Linked DNA regions of Homo sapiens: region 2 is linked to region 1. The links are chromatin loops, found by intact Hi-C in ENCODE. Cell type or tissue: PC-3. All regions are shown on one strand. Links, peaks and the distances in the headings refer to the core of each region. The heading gives the core; the rest is flanking DNA. Region 1 overlaps DELEC1 (deleted in esophageal cancer 1). Region 2 has its middle 360 kb from the start of DELEC1.

Evidence for each region. A loop is a pair of places that touch in the nucleus more often than their neighbours do. Peaks named below come from ENCODE experiments on the same cell type or tissue, not always from the same donor. Only the 100,000 strongest peaks of a DNase experiment are listed, where the experiment ranks them.
Region 2: a loop joins it to region 1, with 2.8 times the contacts of the local background. A loop is called at or near these places in 2 of 110 quality-filtered maps.

What each region holds. Positions count from the first base shown.
Region 1 is chr9:115,372,323-115,375,247 of GRCh38, forward strand. The region is part of intron 4 of DELEC1 (deleted in esophageal cancer 1); the gene reads left to right. Among named protein-coding and RNA genes, the nearest start is that of DELEC1, 230 kb to the left of the region's middle. RefSeq lists an enhancer at 572-1,771. In PC-3, for the core only: no CTCF peak of the experiment used is centred there; DNase peaks (open chromatin) are centred at 849 and 1,249; H3K4me3 peaks cover 757 bases; H3K27ac peaks cover 2,128 bases.
Region 2 is chr9:115,497,207-115,500,131 of GRCh38, forward strand. No RefSeq gene overlaps it. Among named protein-coding and RNA genes, the nearest start is that of DELEC1, 360 kb to the left of the region's middle. In PC-3, for the core only: no CTCF peak of the experiment used is centred there; a DNase peak (open chromatin) is centred at 1,295; H3K27ac peaks cover 1,346 bases.

The DNA.
Region 1 (2,925 bases), core at 252-2,751:
CAAACCTTCCACAGCAGGGTGTGATGGTTAATTTTGTGTATCAATTTAGCTAAACTATGGTGCCCAGTTGTTTGGTGAAACAGTAGTTTAGATGTTGCTGTGAAAGTATTTTGTAGACACGATGAACATTTACAATCAGTTGACTTAAAATAAACGATATTATTCTTGACAATGTGTCTCATCCAATCAGTTGAAGGCCTGAAAAATAAAACTGAAGTTTTTCAGAGAGGAAATTCTGCCTCAAGAGTAACGAGGAAATCCTACTTGAGTTTTCAGTCTGCTGACCTGCTCTGCTCTGTAGATTTTGAATTTCTAGCTTACTGGCTTGCCATCCAAATTTTAGACTTATCAGTCCCTACAATCATGTAAGAAAATTCCTTAAAGATAAGTGTGTGTGTGTGTGTGTGTGTGTGTGTGTGTGTGTGTGTATGTGTGTGTGTGTGAGTGTGAGTGTAGGTTCGGTCTCTGGAGAACCCTGACTGATACAAGGGGTGACAACAGCATGATGGCATTTGATTTTGTTGCTTTAGGTGAAGGTTGCAAGTTGGGTTACAAAGAGAGCTTGGGTGCCTGAAAGTGGTGTCAACACCAAAATGGAAAAGATTTCAGGAGAAGAAAGTTCAGATTTGGAACTTTGTCCTTTAGATGTCACCTGGACAAACAAATAGACATCCTTCAGAAGAACGTTCATTCAGAGCTAAGCAGAAGTCAGCATTATTTCCAGTGTGCAAAGATATTTTGAAGAGAATGTATATCTCCTTTAGGATCCTTCAACAGATACGCCACCTGTTTGCCTGCAGCAGTTTCCTGAGGCTGCAATTTGGAACAAATGCCTCTAGTGACAGGGAACAAAAAGAGTTGCTTTGTCCTGAAAGGAGGTTAAGAGTCATTTGAGGCTGACTATTCAAGACACACCTGAATGGGGTGTGAATTAAGAGAAAGGAGGGCCAGGTGTGGTGGCTCACTCCTGTAATACCAGCACTTTGGGAGGCCTAGATGGGAGGATTGCTTAAGCCTAGGAGTTTGAGACAAGCCTGGGCAATATGGTGAGACCCCATCTCTAAAAATAAAAGAAAAAGGAAAGAAAATAAAACAGAAAGGAGGAAAACGGTTATAGAAAAAGGAGAGGAACATCACTAAGCGAAAAGCTGAATGGAGGTGAGTCACTGGGCATGACTAAGCCATGACTAAGACCTCCAGGGTGATAGATGAAGGTCTCACCACCAGGAGAGTGGAGTAATTATTAATGCATGTTTGCCTGGTGAGTTATTTAGTTACAAAAGCCACAGCAGAGGCTCTTCATTGTAACAGCTCAACAATCATATATAGAGTTCCCGCAATGCAGACACTCACTAAACACTGGGGTCACACGGGGGAAAGACACAAGTCCAGCCTCATTTTGAATCAGTCTTTTTGTGTGTTTTAGTAGCTTCCCAAACATAACTTTGTCTTATCACTCATAGATGTAATGAGGTAGCTTGATTCTATTTATTCAACAAAGACTTATTGATTTCCTACAACAAACCATGCACTGTTCTTGCTATGGGGAATATAGTAGTGAAGAAAATTGGCTAAACTTACTCCTTGCCTTCATGGAGCTGACATTCTCATGTGGGTGACAGGAAATACCATGATAAATAAGTAAACTACACAGTAGGATCTGTGGTGATATGTTAGAGAAAAAAAATAAAGCAGCTTTATCAATCAAGAGAGGTTAGGCAGCCAACATGCAATAATTAACAAACTGGAATCTCAGTGACTTTTCCACTCGCCTAATTTTCATCGTGGGCCAGAAGGGGCCTCTGCTCCCACAACTTCACTGTCTTCCTTGCTCTAGGACTCTGACTATAGAGCAACGAATATCTGTGCTATTATAGGGGAAAAAATAAAAAGAGATTTCTGCTGGGTCTCACCTTGGGGAAGCAATGCTCAGCCTGAAATTGATGCACATTATTTCCACACATCATTCATTGGAATGAACTGATTAGTTGGATTGACCTAAAATATGGAAGCAGGAAGTACAGTTCTATCATGTGTTCAGACTGGGGGAAATCCTGTAAATATGGCAAACAAAAATAGGGTCATTTAGGTCACAGTGAGGACTTTGGCTTCTCCCATGAGTAAAATGGGAAGCCATTGGAGACTGTGAACAGTCGAGTGAGTGCAGAATGAGACAGACTTTTGTTGAGATCTTGGCTCTGTGACCCAGAACATGTGATCTATAAATTGGGGCAACAAAACCTACCTTATTAGATTGGTAGTAAGATTCACTGAGATATTTGTGTAATGCCTGGCATAAAATAAATTTTGGCAAAATGACAATGATATATTGAATTTCCTATAAACCTATTTGTTTCATCAAATGAGGATGAATTTCCCCCAAAGCAAAAACCATGTCTAATTCATCATTGAATTCTCAATTCCTAATACAAGATTGGACCCACTTCATTCCCCTAATATGTGTACTTCATTCTCCACAGGATGGCTGAGAGGAGGGAAAAGATGCAGAGAGCATCTGTGTATCCTTGCTGCTAAGAATTCACCTTTTTTAAAAAAGGGAGCTGTCACCTTGAATAAAAAAGGCTGAAGCAGCAATTCATAAGCCACAGTTAATGATCAAACTCATGGCAAGTCAGCTTTAGAATCCAGTGGAGGCATGTTCTCTGTGGCCTTATGGCTTGGGGGACTGTTTGGAATATGGTTAGCTGTCACCTTATATTTCTGATATAAGCTATGACATGCCTGTAGCTGACACATTTGTCCGCAGACTCTTTGTTCAAAGAGAAAGGTATACCACAGTTGTGCTAGTAATGGTTGCAATGCCTAGGGATAGAATTACGAAGAACTTGAAAAATCTTGCTCTTAGCATGTGTCACCATAATGAATAGATCGACGGTACAAGGTCAAACTTAATGCACAATGGGA
Region 2 (2,925 bases), core at 291-2,790, 120 kb after region 1:
GTTTATTCCCCATTTAGCTGTTAGACTTCTCTTGTACTATTTTACAAAAGGCTTTTTGAATGTATTGGTCTTTATTTTTTCACATATAAAGGCTTAGAAGTGAGGGCTGGGCACTGATCACTGTATTGGGTGATATCCCAATGTCCCATTTCCATCCTGCTCATTTCTTTCTCAAAGTGTGTTTATATGTCAGCCAGCTCTTCTTGTGTTTTGGGCATATATCAGAGATTATCTTCAAGAATTAACATCCACAGAAGCTCAGCTTCTGAAAGTAGCCTCCTAGATGTTTATAGCCCATAAAATGCTTATAGGATGTCAGTCACACTCTGGCACCACGCATCTTTGAAACAGAAATAATCCTAGCGACCACTGAATCCTTCAATCTCATTTTCGTTTTAAGGTTGTTGTTTTGTTACTCTAATTTCTGTTATGATCGGTATACTGAGGCCCAGAAGAATCAATAAGTCGCCCAAGGTCATAGAGTACATTAATGACAAATCTGGGACTAAACAAGTATCTTAAGCCCAAACATGAGATTATTTTTTTTTAAAAAAATGAGCAGTTGCTATCTAGTTAATCTCTTCCTTGGTTCACTAAACAGATTCGTCAAGAGTTAGATATGAGTCAGGCGCAGTGGCTCACGCCTGTAATCCCAGCACTTTGGGAGGCCGAGGCGGGCAGATCACGAGGTCAAGAGATTGAGACAATCCTGGCCAACATGGTGAAACCCTGTCTCTACTAAAAATACAAAAATTAGCTGGGTGTGGTGGCGCGTGGCTGTAGTCCCATCTACTCGGGAGGCTGAGGTGGGAGAATCACTTGAACCCAGGAAGCGGAGGTTGCAGTGAGCCAAGATGGTGCCTCCACACTGAAGCCTGGTGACAGAGCAAGACTCCGTCTCAACAACAACAAAAAGGAGTTATATATGTTCTCAGGTTAACAGCTGAATAAATAACAAAGAATGTCATTGTGCCTAGCAGCTAAGACTGTGGGAAGACTGAGTCTCCCGTTCTATGCCTCACCCTGCAGTATAGGAAGATGCCACCTGGGTCAGCTGGGTCATCTTGGATAAAGTGGTTACCCCTTAAAGACTAATGTGCCACTTGCATGGTTAAAATCTTGGCTCAAGTGGCTTATTGGATTATACAGCTTTCTCATGACAGTCGCACGTCTCTGAAATTCTCATGAACTGCTGTTTGGAAAGACTACAGTTGCTGAAAATAAACAGGAACCAAAAAATGCAAGCTGTCCTCTGTTCCCGGGAAAACCTAACTGTGCAAACAGCTTCCTACCCATGAGGGACAGTACAGAGCCAGGTATAGGATGACTCACTGGATTTATGAATCTTCTGTCTGTTGAGTAAGCAAGCACTGAGGATGTTTACGATATATTTTAGTGTTCTTTGAAGGTGTTACACTAAATGGGGAAATGCCCTCACCCTTAATGGCCTTAATAATGCTACCATAATATCCTGACTACATTCTCATAAGCAATCTTTTCTTTCTTTTTTTGTTTTTGAAGTCATCCAGGCTGGAGTGCCGTGGCGCGATCTCGGCTCACTGCAACCTTCACCTCCCGGTGCAAGCAATTCTTCAGCCTCAACCTCTCAGTAGCTGGAATTACAGGCATACACCACTATGCCCTGCTAACTTTTGTATTTTTAGTAGAGACAGGGTTTCACCATGTTGGCCAGGCTGGTCTCGGACTCCTAGCCTCAAGTGATCCACCTGCCTCAGCCTCCCAAAGTGTTGGGATTACAGGCATGGGCCATCACTCCTGGCTGCCATAAGGAACCTTTATATTAGTGAGTAATAGCAGCCACACAGTAAGTTCATGTTGAGTGTCTTGTCAAATGCTGACTAGCACTATGAATATAAAAACTGATCACTTGATTGTATCCAGCAGTCCATAACTTATAGAATAAAATAATTTACAGAGGCATCTAATTCAGGCCAAGCCTCTTGGCAAACTTAATTCATGCTATGAATATTTATTGATTTAACATTATGACAGTCTCTGTGCTAGAACTCAGGTAGGCTGTCCAAGACAACTTAGAGCTCATGGCTTAACTATTCCAAGCACATGAGTTTACTAACAATTTCCATTGCATCCAGGAAGCCTTCTTTTCTTATCTGAATTCCCATTAATCTATACCATTCACTAGACCCTTGAATTCCAGGCTGGGTTGGAAAATCATCCAGCCCAGTATATCACAAAGTGAGGAATGTGCACTATTAGTGGTGTGCAAGACAGTTTGGCAGTTTAAACTGGTAAACTTTAAAAAAAATTTATAAATAATTAAACACTAACCCTCACAGTGTGATGACAATTGTGATGGAGGTGTGCCCAACATGGAAGCCTGTTTTGCTTACTGCATAATGCTGAAGATGCTAGTGATGAGTTTTTCACCTGTATTTATAAAAAACTTCTCAAATCCAGAGTCTGTGTGATGAGTGGTCATAAGAATCAACTCTGATTTCTAAGACTTCCTCCATGTCTCAATATCCTGTTTTTCCTTCTCTTCTTTGGGTGTCTGAGATTTCAGGTGTAAGGAGAGTCTTCTTGGTGGGGATAATGTCTAAACAGATACAATATTTATAATCTGATAAATCTCAAAGGTGTGTCTCTACCTAGGACCATCTCAAGCTTGAGAGGCTTATATCAGATTGCCTGTTCAATGTCCCTACTTAGATACCTAGTACATATCTTTGTGCAGCCTGATCCCTGTTGGGCACCGTTTGATGATGAAGTGGAGACTAAAATCCAGACACATCTACTTGGAGGAAGGAGTGCTTTTTTTTTTCTTTTTCCTTTTTTTTTCTCTTTTTTTGCAAAAAGACAACTTTCACAAGTCAAGTGATGGGTTCTTGGGGCTTCCTCTACCTAGAGGTTCTTCCTAATTCTGTACAGAAATCAGGTCTTTCT